Regions from separate parts of the Homo sapiens genome. Here region 2 is linked to region 1. Evidence: read pairs that join two places in POLR2A ChIA-PET (ENCODE). Cell type or tissue: OCI-LY7. All regions are shown on one strand. Links, peaks and the distances in the headings refer to the core of each region. The heading gives the core; the rest is flanking DNA. Region 1 holds the start of LIPK (lipase family member K). Region 2 overlaps ANKRD22 (ankyrin repeat domain 22).

Region 1 (10,805 bases), core at 3,923-6,422:
TGGGAGCTTCAGGTGCATTCCAGATCCTTCCAGAGGCAACTGTCAGTGGAACATGCTCTGTTTTAAACAGCTCAAAAGATGGCGCAACTAGAAATTTCTCAACTGGAAGCAGATTAATCATGGTTTCAAATATAACAGATGCTACTAAGGTAAACTTGTTAGGTGAGTTCTTAGCCAGTGATGAAAAAGAATGTGATTGAGACTAAAATTCTCACTCCTGCCAAGCCAATCCTCATGTTCCATGCCTCAAGGGTCAGATGAATTGGAAGATTCTCAGCAGAATCTGAGACTCTCTACTTAGAAAATAATTTCCACCAAGGGTGGATGAAATGACCCCAGTCATACGAGCATCTCTGTAAAATGCCACATCCTCCTGCCTCATCCAGCTGCATCACTTCTAATGCTACCACATTGTCAATTATTGCTTTGGCTTTTCTGAATTTCTTTTACCTTGGTATGTAAATTGGGCATTAGAATTGGTAGGAAATAGTATATCCAATTCTTTCAAGATCTCTAGCTAGCTAAAGGCAAATAAACAAAAACAAAACTGGCTTTTTTTTTCTACTCTCCAACCAATCTCTTTCTTGCCATGTAAGCTGTCTTGTGTCTGCACTCCATGAAAGTTTGAAATCAGATAATCTGGAATTCCAGAACTGCATAGAGCTCTATTTTCAGTAGTGGGCATTTATATTATCGAAAATTACAAGGGTAATTACAAGTCCAGTTTGGGTAAATTAAAACAACCAAATTTCTAAAATGATCTCAAAACTAATATTTTCCATGCTTCAAAGTAATCTGAAGAGGAAGAGTATTCCTGAATTATTTCCTGAATTTTCATCATTGGTTCAGACATGTCTATATACACGCAGAGCATAGGAAAGAATTGCAAACACACTTGTATCAGAACGTGCATTTTAGTCAGGTAGGACTTAGTGGCATGAGGTTAGTTTAAATACCTTCAAGTTTCTTTGGATTGTGTCAGTTACTAATTAGGTTCCATTAGAGTCAGTTTGATTGGAAATTGTAGTTGGAATTGGCTTTGCTTCCATTACTATAATAGTTTCAACCACTTAATTATTTACAGATTTACTTGATTTATGAGAAACGTTTTATATTCTTATATTTTTAATGTATAATTCCACTTAAAATGTAGTACATTCTACTGGCATGCCAATTTGAGTCTCTGAAATAAAACATAGCAACTGGAAAGATAGTTCATGTTTTGGCAATATACAAACTGCTGGAATCTAGTCTATGCTAGCAAATACAAACATTTCTATACTAGAAAACACAGATATTCTTGGGGAAAAAAGAAAAGAAACGATGGAATTTTCAATTATTACATAGTTGATCTTGAACTATTTTGCCAAACATTTTCTGCAATGCATTCCTACCCACAGGAAATCCAAATCATTGTAGTTTGGGGCACTTTTACACTGAATGGGTTATTCATCCATATAAGGACCCTTTACTGCTTTGTTTATTCTTTTATAAATTTTATTTAATTTATTTTGACCTTTGTCCCTGATCCCTACTTTCATTCAATCTCTAGTTTATCCTAAAGAGTGACCATATCACTGTAAAGTATATAGCATATATGAGATTTTCATATATTATTTTATTATAAATCTCATTGTTTCCTACTTTTCTTACTGTACATTATGCCTGTGAACTGGATTGTCTCCATAATTTGTGGGGCCCAGTGCCAAATTTTAAATATGGGACTTCTTATGAATAATAATTTAAAGATGATGACAACAAAGTGTCTAAGTGTGAGGGCCTTCTAACCACACCTTCTAATCCTCTAGAGTTGCATATTTCACACATCTATAAAGCAGGCCTGGCTTGTGAGAATCCAACATGTTGCATTAAGCATATGTTGTTTGTTACTTCTTACTGTAAAACCTCCACCTTTAAACTGTCCTATTCCCCAATGACCGATAATTTCATTCCCTTAAATTCTGCACCATTAAATATGTCAGCATTTATATGCCCCACGATGGAATAGTGTGCATGCCATACATCTAGGAATGAGAATTTTTTGGTCATAGGTCATATGGTTGATCAATTTTACTATATATTTCCGGATTATTCCAGAAATAGGCTATGCACTTCCATCAACAGTGCTGAGTATTCATTTCCCACTCAGTTTGCTAGTCTATTTCTGTCAATCTGTCATTTCTCTTTTCTTTTTCGTTTTTTTTTTTTTTTTTTTTTAACGTAGTTTTGCTCTGTGGCCCAGGCTGGAGTGCAGTGGTGCGATCTCAGCTCACTGCAACCTCTGCCTCCGGGACTCAAGTGACTCTTCTGCCTCAGCCTCCCAAGTAGCTGGGACTACAGGTGTGCACCACCATGCCCGGCTAATTTTTCTGTTTGGTAGAGACAGGGTTTCACTATGTTGGCCAGGCTGGTCTCAAACTCCTAACCTCAAGTGATCCACCTGCCTTGGCCTCCCAAAGTTCTGGGATTACAGGCATGAGCCACCACGCCTAGCCATTTCTCTTTTCATTTATGATTTAATTCATTGAACAGAAATCCATCTCTGTTTACACACATACTTGTATAGTAATATTTATGATTTTAGGGTCTTTAAAAAATTATTTCTCCAATCCCAGGACACAAAATAAAGGGGCTTTCCCTTCTCCTGTCTTGGTAGTGGCTTTAGGGCCCTGCAGAAGGGTAGGGCCCATCTTCTCTTTCACTCCCTCTCCTTGCCTTATCATGCGGAAGTAGGTGTTTTTCCATGAAACACTTCATCTCCTACTTCCATCAAGGCTTCTAACACCCCCAAGGTATGTGGGCGGATCAAGAGAAAGAACCTTGCCCTCTAACTGACTCATGCTGCCCATACTGCATGGCCAGGATGTTTACCCAGCTGCTTGTATTCCAGGTGTTAGGGAGGTCTTATAGAGAATGCATCTTTTAGAATGGAGCTGAGCTGAGTCTGTAATCTACACACATTTTAAAATTTGTGCCTTTAGGTCTGAACCAGGAATTTATTGTTTTCTTAAGGAGATTAAATTCCTTGGTATTTGCATAACAACTACTCTTGTTTTGGTTAATTACTTTGGAGTACCATCCCCTGAGGTTTGCATTTTTTGTGAGACTGTTGGTAGGGACCTAGGCTATCTGTATCTGAGGTTTAAAATCTCGAATTTAGGGTATGTGATTCTTCAATGGTGTGCAATGAGGACCTTTTGTAAGTGCACCTATGTATGTGGACCTGGTATTTTGAATGGCTGGAGTATATTAGAGCTTATGAGTCAGAGGGAAACAAGGCCCACAGACAAGACAAACATCAAAACTTACTCCCTTTGCTAATGACTGTAGCAATTCATTAAGGCGTGTGGATTTTCCTAGGAAGGGGGTGGTAAATTGGAAAACAACTGAGGAAGGTATTACAGTATGTTTTTACCCTAAGATGTCCTCATTTGTAAAATGTACCATTGTATTACATACTCCTAGACAAGAAAAGCAATGTCAGTTATATTTTTAAGACATCATCAATTTTAAGGAGCATTCTGAGTAGAGATACAAAAATGTAAAACAAAAATGCACTTTGAAATCAATGAAAGGTAGTTTATTCTAATCCAAGGACTGTTAACTCTTCGTAATGATTTATTTTATGATTCAGATGAGTTAAAACACTCACATGCTTTGGCTTTTGATAAAGTGAAATTACCTAGGATTTTGCAAGGCCCAAAGATCTCTTCTTCAAATTTTGTAGGGGCTTTAAGAGGCCACAGCTACTGGGAAAAGGGTCTTGAGACAGGTTATCTGTTAACTCTAATTGTTACCCAAACTTTGCACAGTAGGTGTATAATCTCCATTTTACAGGTATGGAAACTGAAATTCATAGAAATTATAACATGCTTAGAGAACCTGCAGATGAAGTCTAAATAATATAATGTATAGCCCTTCATTGAGACCTTTAATTCATAGAGCACCAAATGCCTGGTTGCCGTACTATGTAGATACTTGATATTTTGTTGTAGGTCTCATAGTCCAAATGGCTACCTGTACATGTTTTGGAATGTAGAAATTATATTCCCATTATTGTATAATAAGAAATACAATTTATAACTTAGTCCAAATAAAGTTTCTAAGTCAATATTATTCGTTCATGTTATTATCCAATAAGCTACATGTGTAAACAGGGTATAAATCTGTTCCTCCTATAAAATGGAAGGAGGCAAAATAAAATTCCTCCTCCTCTCAAAATATTTTCTCCACAGACTGGTTGTCTATAATGCCTGTCTTTAAGAATTCATATTTTAAAAGAAAAAATATCTAGGAAAATAGAAGAATTAATACATATGTTCAAGAGATAATTCTTTGGATAAATACTAACAATTATAACAGAAAAAGTAATATACAAGATTCAGACTAAGAAAAGGAATTTAATTCTTTGTGCAGAGATAATTTGAAAACAAATTTAAGAGAATGCTTTAAGACAGTGTGTTAGCATTTTTCAAAGTGCCTAACTTAGAAAAATATTTGTACAAAAGAATGAATTAAACAGCAACATATTCTTGAACAAAAAAGTTTAAAAAAACTACTTTGTGCTCTTAGAGATTCTTAATGCATATCAGCTTTACAAACGCTCTGGATGAAATGGAAGGCTTTATTGGGAAATAATAAATGATCAACATTAACTCCAGAGGTCATAAAAAAAACCTGAAGAAATCATTGAGTTTAAAAGACAATAAAACATCTCTTCATGAAAAATTCATGCTTAAAGGGGTTATAGATTATAGTTCTATCAAGTCATCAAGGAATAGACAATTCTTATGCTATCTAATCTATTACAGGGGGATTTAAAAATGAAATTTTCTAATGCACCTGACAGGCTAGAATAATCCTGATATTAAAAAATTTAGAAGGTTAGAAACAACTACAGACCATGCTTACTTATAAATTGTGATGCATTATTGCTAAGTATTAGCAAATATAATCCACCAAGTAGGGCTCATTCTAGCTGTGCAAAGGTAGAATAATATAATGAAATCTTCCAATATAAAATGCGTTTTAATGCCAAGACTTTAGAACACAATAAAGGTTGGTTAAGATTTGTGGGTAGGCCGGGTGTGGTGGCTCATGCCTATAGTCCCAGCACTTTGGAAGGCCAAAATGGGAGAACTGCTTGAGTCCACGTGTTCAAGATTAGCCTGGGCAATATAGCAAGACCTCCATTTCTACCAAAAAAAAAAAAGATACAAAAAAAGAAAGTTATCTAGGCTTGGAGTGGTGGTGCATGGCATGGTGGTGCATGTCTGTAACCTCAGCTATTCAAGAGGCTAAAGTGGGAGGATTGCATAAACCCAGGAGTTGGAGGCTATAGTGAACTATGATGGTGCCACTGCATTACAGGATAAGTAATAGAGTGAGGTCTGTCTCTGGCTTTTTTTTTAATTTGGGGAATTAATAACTAAAAATTAGAGTATTAGCATTCAAACCGTGGCTACAATGAAGTATGGAATACTCTTAAACAAATTCCAAGTCCCTGAAACGCCATGTGATACTTTTTCTGTTATCTATGTATTATTTATTTATTTGCAAAGCAAAATACTAGCATAGTCCTGAATATTTGTCTTCCTTAACAGCAGCCATGGAGGTGATGCCACCAGCCATGACTGGTGTTGCTAATTTTCCCCCATTTTCCTCCTCCTCTTTTCCTTCTGTTTCTCCTCTTTTTTCTTCTAACTCTTCTTTTTCCTCCTCCTCTTCTTCTTCTCTCCAACTCCTCTTCTTCCTCTTATTCCTTCTTCTTAATTTTTTTTACTATGGTAAAATACACACAACATAAAATAAATCATTTTAACCCCCTTTAAGTGTACACTTAATGTGTCATTAAGTACATTCATGTGGCTGTGCAAACCATTCCTGATGATTTATTGATGTCCCATTCTGGAACCCCTAAACTCAGGCTGGGGCTAGCATAATCATTGCCAATATGCTTGAAAAGTGGAGAGTTGCAGACCTCTGAAATGCAGCTTGGTCTTGCTGGGCAAACCCTTCTGGGAGCTGATCCAGTACAGCTCAGCCATCACCTCCATGGACTCCTGCTATGCCGGAGCTCTCCTGCCACCACTGTCCCAGCTGCATAGTCATTACTGTGTAAGTGAAATAAGACTTGAGCGACTCTTTTCTTATAACCAGTTGAATAATTCTCCATTTCCTTAAAAATATTTTTCTTTCTGAATAGAAAGTGCTCCCCCATCAATCCTGCATCTTTACACTAGCAGTCCTGAAGCTTTTCCTAAGTGTTCAACTGCCTGTTGAGGCATTGCACATTTTCAAACACATTGCTGTTTATTGATACAATTGTACAGCCTTTTCTGGATCTACATTTTCTATGAGCTTTCCAGCTTGCTCCACCACTTCTGAGGTTGCTGGGTCAGGGGTGCTGTTTTCTCGATACATCACGCAGACTGGTTGTTTCTGCATCTCCTTCAACATCATGCCAGCTTGCTTGGAAGCCCTGCTTTTCCACATTCAAAAAAGGCACCGTCACAGTCTGGCTTCCATTTTGAAAAGGTAGTTTGCAGGTATTTATCTGCTTTGCCAAGGGACTCCAGCCCCTTATTTCTCTTTTGCACTACCATGTCCACATGGGCCTGCATGGTGGATGAGAAAGCCTATTTCTTTTGGGCCCTGACCAGCTGACCAGTAAGAGTTCTGGTCAGCTATTCATAGGATTTTCATTTCAGACATCATCAGTTTACTTATTCATGGTCTCTCTCCCTTATTTGAATATAAGCTCTATGTCAACTTTTCAATCACTGTGTCCCATGCCTGGCACATCACATGAAGATAAAAAGGTATGCAGGGAGAAGGGGTACAGAGTTTCCAAGCCCTCCCTTGTGCCCCAGTCTCTAGGAACGTCCAGATATTCAGCTATATAGAAGCTCCAAGATCCTGTCTCTTAAAAAAATTTTTTTTAAATGAAAGATTTGTGGGTAAAGGATGAATTATTTTTTGGATAACATTAGAAAATTGACTAAATATTTGAAACAAAATAAAGCTAAATACCCCATTTGAAATACCAAAGAATTTACAAGTAAATTAAGGATTTAAATATCAAACAGAACAATATCAAAACCCAAAGAAAATGTAGGTACATATTTTTATATTAGAATGAGAAAAGGCTTTCTAAATATGATACCTAAGGCAGAATTCATGACAATAAATCATTAATAGATTAAACTATATAAAACTTTCAATAGTTTTACAATTCCATAAGTGTCATAAGAACACTTCAAAAGCAATGAATTCAGTTGATAATTATATTAAATTTTCACTTATTCCCCTCTTTGTCTGTATCTCTTCAGTTGCTCCATGAAATTTCCTCATAGAATTATGGAATTTTAGAGCTCCTGGGGTCCTTAGAGATTATGTATTCATATTGCTTTATTTAAAGGAAGCTTGCACTTTAAGAAATTAAGATTGACTGAAGGTTTGTAGCAGAACTAAGGTTAGAACTGATTTCCTGCCCAGTATTAATTTTACTACATTACTGTGTTCTTTAACCAAAAGTCATAAAGAACATTGCATTTGTATAGGTACACACATATATATATAACTGTGAACACATACACACTCAAATACGCAGATTATTCTTGAGTTGAAGTTTGGGAAAAAGCACCTAGATTTGAATTTTGACTCAGTTGCTTACAAAGTAGTTGAGCTTTTGGAAGCTTCTCTGGCAATTTTTGAAATAAAAACAATTATGGTAATTGTAGTGATGTAGCTACCATTTATTGAACATCAACTATGGGCCAGGCACTGAGCTAAGGATTTGACCTATATGTTTTAGTCCTTAGTACAAGCCTACAAAGTATGAATAGTTGCCCTCACTTATAAATGAAGAACCCGTGCTTGGAGAGATTAAGCACTTTATTTAAAGTCACTCATCCAGGTCAGGGAGGAAACTGCTCTTGCTCTTTCCACAGTAGGTTTTCATTTGTAAAATGTAGACAAAATGTGAATGCGATGATGCATACAATGTGCTTAACACAGTGCATGATGTTTAGTAGATATTAAATAAATATCAGTCCCCTTTCCTCTTTAGGCAAGATCTAGGTTACATATTTAACTATGGTAGGAAAAGATGACACGCTGAGTTGACAAGAAATGGGAGAGCGGTACTCTGGAAAGCCAATATCATGAAATCCTATATTTCTCCTTCCTTCTAGGTCCACTTCACTTGTCTGAGGGTTCATTGTGATTGGTGGCCACATTCTCTCACCGTTAGAGTCCCATGGAACCTGATAGTCACCAAAAGAAGCCCTAATCCAAGAGTCTTTCCTCTCCTGCCTAATCCTTCAGTAAGGCAGCTGCTGACACCTCCTCCACCTAATACATATTTCTTAAACTTCTCCTGTTGCCAAAATCCTTTTTTCCTACTCGGGCCCAGTAGCCGTCACTATCAGGGTCTTTGCTGCCTCTTTTGATAGTTGATTGAAGCCTTGTGAAGTGGAGGAAATGCTTCACGTGATGGTGTAGGAGTGTGTGTTTTCATTGGGGATTATAACTGAGACTGCAGTTGGAAAGGATATATGTTCCTGGAGTTTTCTGTTGTAGTTCTAGTGCAGATTTAGATTCCATTAATATGACATAGTAGTATATGATGATTTAAATAGACTTAGGTGAGATGATGTAGAAATTCAGCCATTGTATAGAGCAGTGCTACTCAAATTGTGGTCTGTGGACATAGCACCAGCAGCAGCAGGAGCTTGTTAAAATGCGATTTCCTTGGGTTGCACTACAAATACACTGAATCAGGGTCTCTGGACTTGGGTCTCTGTGTTTCACCAAGATCTCCAGGAGATTTCTGGGCATGGTAAAGTCTGAAAAGCTCTGACCTACAGCACCATTTTCATAGCAAAATGTGTTGCAAGTTTCAGAGTAGCAATTTAGAAGTTAACACATTTATAGACAACCCATTATTAAGTGCAGGCATGGCTGACTTTATGAAAATGAGTAGAGGGCTATTGACACTGTCTCCAAGGAGTACATCAGATAGTAAAACCTCTCTTTCCAGTGTCTTCCACCCTTAAGACCATGATTCATTTGTACATCCTTGGCCAACATAAGGTTCCCACACGCACCTGATTTGTGAGAACAGAAAAAGGTACACTTATGCAGAAAAGCTAAAGTTTGGCTGAAATTTTTAGAATTTAGGTTTATTCCTGCCCCAACACGCTACTTCGGCAATCGTATTTTCACTTATATGTTGCCTGTATTCAGAAGGACAGACTGTTGATAAGGTTAATAAAAATACACATTCTTATGTATGTTGTGCTCTATTTTCAGCTTAGCTCAATTAACCCACTCTCAAGTGCCACTTCCTACCCAAACCTGACTGACCAAAGGCAAAGTTCAGATCTATAGGATTGCGTATTCCAAAAGCTTTTGGCACGGTTTTTTGCACATAGTAGATTGAGTGCTAATTGATTAATAGAGGTGATTTTTTTTCGTTTTCAAGGAAATGCTTGAGTTTTGTTTTAGAAAACAAATTGTTCTGTATTTTTAAAAAAACTCCTAGAGGTAATAAAAATATTAAAATGATTCTATGAAAAAAATTTAACCCAATAGCCTTGTTTTGCTTCAGTGCAACTTAACATTGCTTTTCTCTCCAATCCTGAGGGTGACATATTATCAGTAAGGGTGGGTACAGCTCTGATATGGTTTGGTTCTGTGTCCCCACCCAAACCTCATGTCGAATTGTAAGCCCATGTGTTGGAGGAGAGACCAACCTGGTGGGAGGTTATTGAATCATGGGGGCAGACTTTCCCCTTGCTGTTCTCATGATAGTCAGTGAGTTCTCATGAGATCTGGTTGTTTGAAAGTGTGTAGCACTTCTCCCTTTGCTCTCTGTCTCTCTCCTGCTGCCGTGTGAAGATATGCCTTGCTTCCCTTTCACCTGCCATGACTCTAAGTTTCCTGAGGCCTCCCCAGCCATGTGGAACTGTGAGCCCATTAAACCTTTTCCTCACAAATTACCCAGTCTCGGATATTCTTTATAGCAGTGTGAGAACTAATACAGGCTCTCTTCTAGAAGATGTATCAGAATCTCTGAGGGTGATATGAATACAGTTTGAATAAACCCACTGATAATTATGAAACTCCTCTGTTGATAGTCACAGTTATAAACAAGCAATAACTAGCTAGGATATATGCTAAAAAATGTACTTTATGTTAGCAACGATATTACAAAATCTCTAGAAATACCTTGAATAAAAAATGAGGGTGACCTATATGTAGAAAACAGCACAGTTTTACTGAGGGACATAGATTAAAAAAAAAGTAAGCCATTCAATGTTTTGAAGGAGTATGAGCTTTGAAAATTGTTCAACTCTTAAATTATTAAAAAGGCTTAATGCAATTTCAATTAAAATTCTGGTGAATTTTTTTCAAACTTGTTGAAAACATAATTTTCTTGAGAAGAAAACGGCAAAAATATTTAAGAATATTGATTTAAAGCAGAATAACAAGATAGGACTTAACCAAGTACACACACACACACACACACACACACAGACACACACAAATTTACTATATATATACACACCCAACTATCAATTTACTTACCCTATATATATATTCTCTATATATATATCCTATATATATTATAGATATATATAGTAGATATATAGAGATATACAGATATATATACCATATATATATATAGTAAGTATATATATTTACCCTATATATATAAATCTGTAGTAAGTGGATATATATATATCTACTTACCATACATATATATATATATGGTAAATATATATACTTACTATATATAT
Region 2 (10,805 bases), core at 4,402-6,901, 130 kb before region 1:
AACCAGGTAAAAGTCATAGATACCTCACTTTCTAGGAACTTGGGCACATTACACCCCATTTCAATACCAATTAGTGCAATTTAAAAAGATAAAACAAGATTATGTGAGAGAGAGAAAGTTCCTGGGCTGGGAGGCTGAGTGGTCAGGGAAGTCCTCTCTGAGGAGGTGATTCATGGGCTGATACTTGATCTGGCCTAGCAGGAAGCCCGCCATATAGGTCACATGCAAGTGTAAAGGCCAGAAGACAGAAATGAACCTGGAATGCCCCAGAAATCACCACAAAGTTGTGAGCAAAAGGGAGATTGATAGATGAGGCTGAAGAGAAAAGTTAGTCAGTGGGCCCTATCAATCCTGTGTCTTAGCTTTTCAGGTTGTCCAGAGCACGGCTCTAGGGAGCGCTGTTCACAGGTTAGCCCATGGGAACTCATGCACCCTGCTGGTAAATACTCCTTCTCTTCAATCTCCTCCTCGCCTACTAGTCTGTTTTCCTCTGTGCCTTCACTGAAATCTGGCTTTTCCTGGGCATTATGACACCTTCTCTTATGGTGGCTGCTGATTCAGTCTACTTCTTGGTCACCGTTGTTTTTTGACCATGGTTCAATTTCTTACTTGAAATCTCTGCTTATGGCCCTTTCTCTACATTCTCCCTTCTGTCCACTGTATTCCAGGGCCCACTTCCACCTCCCTGGAACACAAGTTCCCCTTTCTTTCTGTCCCCCGGGGTCATCCTCAGTGACCTCAACATCCATAAGCTTCATTCTCCCTTCTTGACCTGTGTTTCTACTCCAAATCAGATACCCAACAAGGCCACCCTTGACTTCTCATCCCTAGACAGAGTTTATCTGTAACATCTCTCTGATAACTTCTAAACTGGTTACTTTTCTAATAGACCACATGTACGAACTGTGCTCTGATCCTTCTCTGTGTTTCTATTTGCTTGTCTCTCTCTTTTTGCAAGTTCATTTGTCTTTATCTGGCTTACATATGATGCCCATTAAGACTGAATTTAATGGTAAACCACTCTCCTCTCATTTCTCTTGCCTGACAGACATGTTTCCTAATCCTTGCTCTTGCCCTCTTCACTTTCTGTACTCTTCCCTCATCTAGGTTTGCTGAAGAAAATCACAAACTCACATGGCAGGCTCAGTCAACTCTATCTTCTTACTGTGTTTCTACAACCTGGTTTTCAAAGCCATTTTATATTTTTATTCATTTCATGTAGACAGTTTTAATTACGATGGTCCAAAATCTTCCCCATCATGCTCAAAAGTCTCATCTACCCTTGTCTCAATCACATCTCCTGTCATTAATCCATTCATCTTTTTAAATGTCAATGCTATTTATTTAGTTATTGGATTAGTCTGTTCTCATGCTGCTAATAAAGATATACCCAAGACTGGGTAATTTATAAAGGAAGAAGTTTAATTGACTCACAATTCCTCATGGCTGAGAAGGCCTCACAATCTGGCAAAAGGCAAATGAGGAGCAAAGTCAATCATGGCAGCTGGCAAAAGAGAGCTTGTGTAGGGGAACTCCCCTGTATAAAACTATCAGATCTAGTGAGACTTATTCACTATCATGAGAACAGCATGGGAAAGACCCACCCCTATGATTCAATTACTTCCCACTGGGTCCCTCCCATGACATGTGGGAATTATAGGAGCTACAATTCAAGATGAGATTTGGGTGGAGACACAGCCAAACCATATTAGTTATCTAGATGTATCTATTTATTTATGACAAATATATAGTAGTATAATGAATGAAGATCAAACCTCTGACTTTCTGGCAAAAATTTCAGTCAGTCTAAACTTCTTTCCATCCATGTAGCTCTCTTTTCTCCCTTGCTTTGGCCTTAGAGCCAGAATTTTCCTTCTATGTAGGAGACTAATGTTTCCATCTTAATGCTCTCTATCCTATCATCTCTTCACTCTCTTTGATCAATTATCTACCCTCTCATAACCACTCCTGTCCATCTTCATTGGCTCCTTATGCTTTAATAATTATAAGAGTAGCTAACATTAATTGAGGGTTTACTGTGACTCAGATCTGAGCTAAGTGCTTCATCTGCACAGTTACATTTAATTCTTTCTGAAACTTATAAAGAAGGCATGATTATCAAAAGCAGAAGGAAACTTAGCATGAAGAGTCTAGGTAACTTGTCCAAATAACATAGCTGTTAAGTCGCAGAGTTGAGATTGGAACCCAGAGAGTTTGTTTCCAGAGCCTGGATTTGTAACCACTTGATGACACCACTTTGCCTACAAACGTGTGGAACGTTGGCTGGACACTGCTACCCCCCTCTTTGAAGTCTCTAGCTTTCCCTAACAGCTTTTTCACTGCCAAACTGACTACAATTCCTCTCCAATTGCATCCTCTAATTCTTCATAGACAATGTGCTCAGGCCTCTGTATTCTTCCTTCAGCCCCATCACTGTATGAAAATTGGCCTCTGCATGGCTGCTAATGATCACATTCAATGATCTTTGTCTTCCTTCTTGAAACTTTCACTTCTTTGCCTTTGAGTCTTAACGTTTTTCTGTTTCTTCTGCAGACTCTCTGATGACACTTCTTATCTCTTGGTGGATATTGCTGATTCTAGGTCAGGTTGGAGAAGGAGTCTGGATGTATAACCAGTATAACCAGCAAGTCAGTGCCACAAGTGGACAGATCAATATCCCGAATACAGACTGTAGCTTAATTTTGGACACAAATATCAAATGCGAAGTCTTGTAGCCAGAAGACATTTTGAAGGCTGATTTTTAAGACTAAAGTGATTGGAGATAGAATGTACGCATTCTGCAGTCATTCCCCTTGATTTGACTCTTGGCCATGCCAGTTGTGAACTATGTCACTTTGGGCAAGGAAAACAATTTCCCTTAGTTTCATCTGTGCAAAACAGGTATATTAATACTACTTTAGAGGGTTGTTGTGAGGATTAATATAGAATAACTGAGCTACTCAATAACTGTTAGCTCATCTTATAATTTCTTCCTTCTCTTATTTACTCACTAAGTACATATTGAATGCCTACCATGTGCCAGGCACTATGTTATGGGGGTACAATGATGAATCAGTACAGACAAAATGTAGCCTCATGTAGTCACAGTGCCCTTATATAGCTTACAGTCTAGCTGGGGAGATGGCTGTTAATAACACACATACCTTTATTTAGATCAAGGGTGTGGATAAGACAGTGGTAGGAGATGAAGTTGTAAAAACGGCATATGGAACACGTGAGATTGAAAGAATTGTGTGCAATAGTCTTGGTGAGAATGATGAAGATCTGAAGCAGTACTTTAGCAGTGAGGATGGACAGAAGGGTTCTGAGACTATTAGGGGATAGAGTTATTATAATAATTTCCCAAGTGTGTTTCTTCTACACCCAGGGTGCCCCCAAATTACAGAGCTTAAGGGGTTAAAAGGGGTTTATGATAGCTTTTCCAGCAACCCAAATGGACAACCTCTTCTCTTTTTCATACCTGGCTTGTGAACCAGCACTTTCTATTGGACTTCCCTTCTGCCCGCTGTCAGTGCTTTTCTTACGCTGCGCTGCCCCCTAGTGGAAACCGCAAGTTCATAACAGCATGGAGTCTTCAGCGTTAGTGCGACTCTCACATTAAATTATAGTCATGCACCACATGATGTCACGATCAGCAATGAACAGCATATACAGCAGTGTTCCTATAAGATTATAATGGAGCTGCCCTATACAGGTGTACCATTTTATCTTTTACGCTATATTTTTACTGTATATTTTTATATGTTCACCTATGTTTAGATGCACAAATACTTACAATTGTGTTACAACTGCCTATAGTATTCTGTACAGTAACATGCTGTATAGGTTTTTAGCCTAGAAGCCACAGGCTATACCATATTAGTAATAGGCTCTACCATCTAGGTTTGTGTAAGTAAACTCTGTGATGTTCCCACAATGACAAAATCACCTAACAACACATTTCTCAGAACGTATCCCTGTTGTGAAGTGAAGTATGACTGTACTTGTGCATCTCAGCCGAGAAGGAAGACACTTAGCTTCCTGGTAACTCTGTGTCTTGGATCTAGGAAGCCTAAGAAAGACTAAAGATAGGGTTAGTATTTTACATAATATTGCTCAAATGGGGTTGAGAAAGCCCTCAAAAGCACTGAGTGACTCTTGCAGAACAACTCCCCATCTTTTCCTCTTCTTCTTTTTAGTTAGCTCTTAGTAAAGACTTTGAGAAGCCTAAGCAGAGAGCTCCTGGAGGTCTATGTTACCAGGCAGGTAACATAGATGAGTGAAGAGAACCAGTGTAATGTGATGGCGAGTGGTGGGGACTGTGGAGAATTGGAGTCACTGCCACTAAGCACCAGTTATTTGGTATCCTACAGGAATATGGGCCCAGTGTTAGCAAAACTTTCTCTTTTTTTTCTTTCTTTTTTTTTCTTTTTTTGAGGCAGAGTTTCGCTGTGTCGCCCAGGCTGGAATGAAGTGGCGCGATTTCGGCTCACTGCCGAATCAAGCGATTCTCCTGTCTCAGCCTCCAGAGTAGCTGGGATTATAGGCACCAGACACCATGCCCTGCTAATTTTTTTATTTTTGTATTTTTAATAGGGATGGGGTTTCTCCATGTTGGCCAGGCTGATCTCGAACTCCTGACCTCAGGTGATCCACCCACCTCGGCCTCCCAAAGTGCTAGGATTACAGGCGTAAGCCATCGCGCCCAGCCAAAACTTTCCATTTTTAAAGAGAAGCTGGAAAGCCAGATTAATACATGAAATATTCTAGTTTTTTAAATGTTGTTAAGTTATTTAAATATTTGAGAAAAGAGAAAAAGAGCTCTAAAGCCACTTGTTTCCAAGCTATTCATGGTAGACCACCAATTTCCAAATGCTTGATGAGTAGTGCTCACTGCTAATCACTCCATTATTAAATTTTCACTAGTTTATGGTAAAATCTTTTAAAAGGACAATAAAATGAATTTTTCTATAAAGCTAACTAAATCTACCCAATATAAAGAACTGCTTTCCCCCTGGTGATTATATTCTTACATATTTTGTTAAAATACCCTTCATTTATCTTTGTATTTGTTAAAATATCTTTTATGAAATAATAGTATTGTTTTAAATACATTTAATTGAAAAATTAAGAGTTGGTGACTTAACACTGTCTTGTTGCATTTAGTTTTGTTTTACTTATTTTTGAACTCCAAATGACTGGGCATTGCTGCTAGGACAATGGCAAGTCACTGAAGGTTTTATTTAAGCACTATTGTGTTGACATAACCCTGGACTCCAGCAGTGATGTGGAAGATTTGTTGGTTGAGACTAGAGTCCCAGAAATAATCGAATATGAAAACCCAAGGGAACTTCTGCCTTACTCCTTCATTTAATGACTGAGGACACTGAGATACAGTAGGGAAGTGAATTGTCCACAGTCACCGGGGGAGGTAGTAACAGAGCCACAATTACATCCTGTTTTTCTGACATGAGACAAGTGTTTCAACTGCCCCAGTCCTTTCTGCATCAGCCACACAGTATGCTGAGACACTGAAGTGCCCAACTGTTGGAAAGCTTAGTAAAGGGAAGACTTCAGGATAACAGAATAGGTGATTTGTGAAATTGTGCATTTCTAGTGAAACTTAAAGCCCATGTATCATGTTCATTTCATTTTTAAGGTACAGAAGTTTGCCTTTAATTGCTGCTGAGTTAATTTTCTGTTAGGATGTTTCTTTCATGAGTAGGCCTTTAGGTTTAAGAGTATAACATAGTTCACTTATTGTGATATTTGGCTATGTTAGAACCTCAGTTTATTAGCAAATACACCCACTTGACTTTCCCCTTGATACGTCCCAGTTTCCACAGGTGCTTATGTACCTACCCATACCAAAAAATTTTTTTCTTGTCATTTACTCTGTGTATGTGTGTCTCTGTCCTATTTCCCCACTTGACAGATACATTTTACATGGATAAGATAACATATTTTATTCTCTGGTACCTGTGACTGGCACACAGCAGGGATTTGACTTGATTATTAAAGAATGACAATTGCAATAATGATAACTTTCATACACTAAGCACCATCCATATGCCAGGTATTACTCTAAATGCTTTTTAAAAGACATCATCTGAAGATTAGTCTAAAAATATTCAGTGTTTGCCTCCCATGTGCTGAGTGCTGTGTTGAATGCTGGAGAAATAGCAGTAAATAAAATGGGGTTTACGGCCTGAACTTCAGTGCCTTCCTTCTCAGCACTGCCTCAAACCTCTCCTGATTCATGCTAGCCCTAAATACATGATTGTACATAATTAAGAAAAGAATTACAGTATGTCAGTTGCTGTGAGGGAGAGATACTGAATGTTGGGAGTAAGAAAAGACTTCTTGGATAAAATGAAAATTAAATTATGACATGAAGGGTGAGCTAGGTGTTATTCAGAAGAAAGGCAGGTGGTGTGTTTTATGCAGAGAGAGTATTCAGGGCAGAAGCCCAGATGGAAGGTACCAAACATGGTTTGGTTCAACCAAACTTTGAAGAACAGAAGTCGAGAAAGGCTGGAGCAGAGGAGGGAAAGAGGACAAGATCATGCTACCTGAAGTCTTGCTATTAAACTCCCATGGTGCCTTGTGAAGCTCTGTATAATGCTTTTTATAAACAGCATCTAATCAAGTGTAGTTAACCATATAATTTGTATATTATTTGCCTAAAAAACTGTCTTTTCTGCTCTGTTGAGCTCCTTGAATACAGGGTGCTATGTAGGTCTTATTTCATCACTAGTACTGCCCTAAACTCCTCCCCATATGCTTGTTTTCTATTTTATCTTTAGTAAAGATAAAGATAAAGACATTTTATCTTTAGTAAAGATAAAGATAAAGACATTTTGTCTTTACTAAAGATAAAGATATTTTATCTTTAGTAAAGATAAAGATAAAGGTATTTTGTCTTTAGTAAAGATAAAGATAAAGGTATTTTGTCTTTAGTAAAGATAAAGATAAAGGTATTTTATCTTTAGTAAAGAAAATGAATGCTTTTCCGACAGGCCCACCTACCTGTAAGCACTATACATAGTTTCCTTACTGAGTTGAATTTGTAGTATTTCATTTATTTATTCATCCATTTGATGGACATAAGTGTGTGCCAAGAAAACTTAGGAAAATGTAGGAGGTTCCTCATGGGCTAATTCTTGATCTAGACTTAAAGCTAGGCATAACTGAGACCAAAAAATCTCACCTGCAAAGCAATATATTACAATTTTAAAACATTTAAATTTTAATGTATTGGGTTATGACTTTTTTTTCGTTTTTGTGGTTTAATTATGCCAGTATTTCAAAACCTGCTTTTGTTTTTCCCGACCCAGCCCATCTGCCAAGCAGCCTATCAGAATGACTTTGGACAAGTGTGGCGGTGGGTGAAAGAAGACAGCAGCTATGCCAACGTTCAAGATGGCTTTAATGGAGACACGCCCCTGATCTGTGCTTGCAGGCGAGGGCATGTGAGAATCGTTTCCTTCCTTTTAAGAAGAAATGCTAATGTCAACCTCAAAAACCAGGTGAGGTCATGACATGAATGGAGAGTGTAATTGTTCATGATAATTCTTTTCTCTTTGAATCACTAGAAGTGGTGCATGTCATTTTTTAAATTGCTTGCAGCTCCTAATACGAACAATTATCTTAGCCTACTTTAGAAAGACTGACACATACCAAGGACATTTTATTAGGCTAAACAGCAAAATAAAACATAGTTCAATCAGCAGGCATAATTTGTGATAAATTATGTCTTTTTACCTCTGGTTCACTTATTTGGCTGGATAGAGCTTCTTTCTTTTCCTTCTTCCTCTCTTCATCCTCCTCTTTCTTCCTCTCCCCTCTTTCTCATTACTAACACAGAAGCAATGGCAAAGATTTCTTGGAAAAGAAATGCTGTTTCATTAGTTAGATTTTTACCTGCTATATTAATGTCCTGATCTCCAGAGGATCCTATAGTGTTCTTGTAGAATGAAAGAGTACTATTGAGAAATTTACCAAGGACAAATAAGCTCATGAGCCAGAGGTTACTTGAAGTCACACAAAAAGGTGTAAAGAATATATTTAAAGATGCAATATTAGCTACTTTGGAGCCTTCAGGACCAAGAAAGAGAAGAATATGTGTGTATTGCTGTGAAAATCCTTGTGGAGCCCTTTCTGAACATCTAGCATTTGCATCGTAGTGAAGGCAATATTTAAATTACACTGAATAAATATTAAGCCATTTTTTTGCAATCATTATGACTGTCCTGTACCCACTTATATGCATTCAAGGCGAGAAAACACTGGAAATCCCCCCTTGCCCCTTCTAAGTCATTTGGAGACTAGCTCATCAGGAGTAACAATGTATTATCAGAAAATTGATCATTACTGGACTTTTTTATTTATGCTTACTATTTTTGGTTTGGTTGCGATTAAAAGCAAGTCATGCCTGTGCTGAATGGAACAGATATGCAACATCGTGGACTATAATAGGATCTCTGTAGATCACTGCTGTGAAACCAGATATGTGGAGTTGCAGTGAGTGGTAGTGCCAGAAGACAGATGTCTGTGGGTTCCTGCGCTCTTTTAAGAGGTGCGCTCGTTAGGAAACTGAGGGAGGAGACGTTAGCCCATGGGCAAGGCTGAGGAGACACTTTTATCTCCGCTTTGCAGAAGAGGAGGGCCTCAGCCAGCCTGCTGGGATTTTCTGGTATCATAAAAACCATGAAAAAGACTTTAGTGGATACATTAGATTAATAGATTTTATCAGTAGAAGTTTTTGGTTTGCATTTTCCACTTTCAAATGTTTCTAATGTTAGCATTTAATATTTTTATTTTCTCCAAATATTAATATTTGTACATTAATAATTTGAACCTGTGATTTCTCATGTCTGAAATCTGTTTATAAATTATTTCCAGAAACACTAAACAAACAAACACCTTAAAAACAAACAAACAAACAAAAAGCTCTGCTGGAGATTCAGAAGCACAAGCCTATGGATTCTATTGATAGCAAATTAAATTAAAACATAAAGATCCTTGTTTTTGTCTGTCAAACTGACCAAGATTAAAAAAGAAAACAAATGTTGATCAGAAAGTTTAAGTTATTATTGTCTTATTAGAACACAATTTGATAGCGCAATATGAAAAGCATTAATACTTTTTATGCCAGGAATTCTATTTTTAGAAATGTAGGCAAAGGACAAATTTGGAAATGTTGACAAAAATTTATGAATGAGCAGGTTCAGGCAATATTATTTATAAAAATGAAAAGTTTAAAACTTGAAACGGGCCATGTGCAGTGGCTCATGTCTGGAATCCCAGCATTTTGGGAGGCCAAGGTGGAAGGATAGTTTGAGACCAGGAGTTCAAGACCTGCCTAGGCAACATAGCAAGACCCCCGCATCTCTACACAAAATAATAATAAGTAAAAAATTATCCAGGTGTGGTGGCACATGTTTGTAGTCCCAGCTACTTTGGAGGCTGAAGTTGAAGGATCGCTTGAGACCAGGAAGTCAAGGCTGCAGTGAGCTAGGATTGTGCCACTGCACTCCCGCCTAGGTGGCAAAGCAAGATCCTGTCTCACAGAAAAACAAAAACAAAAACAAAACCCTCAAAAACCATGAAATGTTCAAAAGGCAGGGCTTAGCTAAATACATCAGAGTAGTTCCACTCAATACTAAGCCATGCAGCCATTACAATCATATGTTTAAAAATATTGAATTGCATGGAAAAATGTACATATTCTAAATATACGTTTCTGAACTGAAAAAAGCAAGATATGATATTGCATATGCAATATCATTCTACATTTCAAAATTCCACATTTATGCATTTAAGAAGACTGGAAGAAAATACAACAAAATGTCAACAGTTAACTCTGGACCATTTAATATAATAATGGGCAATTTAAAATTCTATCGTTATGTTCCTCTCTAGTTTCTAAAATTTTTTTACAGAAAATATAAATGCCTTCATATTAGAAAAACAAAAAGTGTTCTTATTTAGGTACAGTGCCTTGCATAAGTGGAAACTAACCTCCTTTCTTTCTCTTGGGCTCCCTCTCCTCTTACTGATTTGATTGGTATTCCAATTACCACCTTCTGTTTTGCCTTATATTTATTTGTGCATATTTCTGTCCATCTTTGATTATGAGGCCCTAAGAGTTCACATCTCCCACAACCCTTGGAAGCTGACATCTATTACCTGATAAGTATTCACATATTTGAAGAATAAAATTGAGTTATATGCATTCTTCTAGACTATGCACATGAAGGAACATGAAAAACAGCCATGTGGTTAAGAGTTTTCCTATGAACAAACCACAAAATGGATAATCGTACACATGGTAGATGATTAAGGGATAACTATCAATTTTCATAGTAAATTCAGTCCTAAGTTTATATCTCAGTGTATCTTTTTTTCCAAAAACTAAGTGGGTATAAGAATCTGTCTTCTGATGAGCTCTGCTGTGTACATTTCACCTTTGTTGACTCCCAGGAGCCCTTCCCTAGCTTTTCCTTTACACTGGACCGAGTTCTCTGTTCTGCTCCATGGAAAGCCGCATTCAGTAATCAGATGTATCCCACAGGAAAAGATGCCATGGGTACCGGAAAAACAAAAAGCACAAACTAAACTTTTTGAGATGGCCATCTGAATAAATTTTGAATTGAAATGCTTTATTAGTAAAGAATCCTTTTCTTAATTTTTAGAAAGAGAGAACCTGCTTGCATTATGCTGTGAAGAAAAAATTTACCTTCATTGATTATCTACTAATTATCCTCTTAATGCCTGTTCTGCTTATTGGGTATTTCCTCATG

Evidence for each region. Peaks named below come from ENCODE experiments on the same cell type or tissue, not always from the same donor. Only the 100,000 strongest peaks of a DNase experiment are listed, where the experiment ranks them.
Region 2: POLR2A ChIA-PET joins it to region 1 with 6 read pairs; 2 of 35 experiments call an interaction of 5 or more read pairs at or near these places.

What each region holds. Positions count from the first base shown.
Region 1 is chr10:88,695,481-88,706,285 of GRCh38, reverse strand. It overlaps LIPK (lipase family member K), which reads right to left and starts at 37. Exons shown (of 10, transcript NM_001080518.2): 1 at 1-37. It also overlaps the pseudogene NAPGP1. RefSeq lists an enhancer at 2,608-3,457. In OCI-LY7, for the core only: no CTCF peak of the experiment used is centred there; no DNase peak of the experiment used is centred there.
Region 2 is chr10:88,828,559-88,839,363 of GRCh38, reverse strand. It overlaps ANKRD22 (ankyrin repeat domain 22), which reads left to right. Exons shown (of 6, transcript NM_144590.3): 2 at 7,338-7,529; 3 at 10,698-10,805. Among named protein-coding and RNA genes, the nearest start is that of ANKRD22, 18 kb to the left of the region's middle. RefSeq lists an enhancer at 3,265-3,414. In OCI-LY7, for the core only: no CTCF peak of the experiment used is centred there; a DNase peak (open chromatin) is centred at 5,453.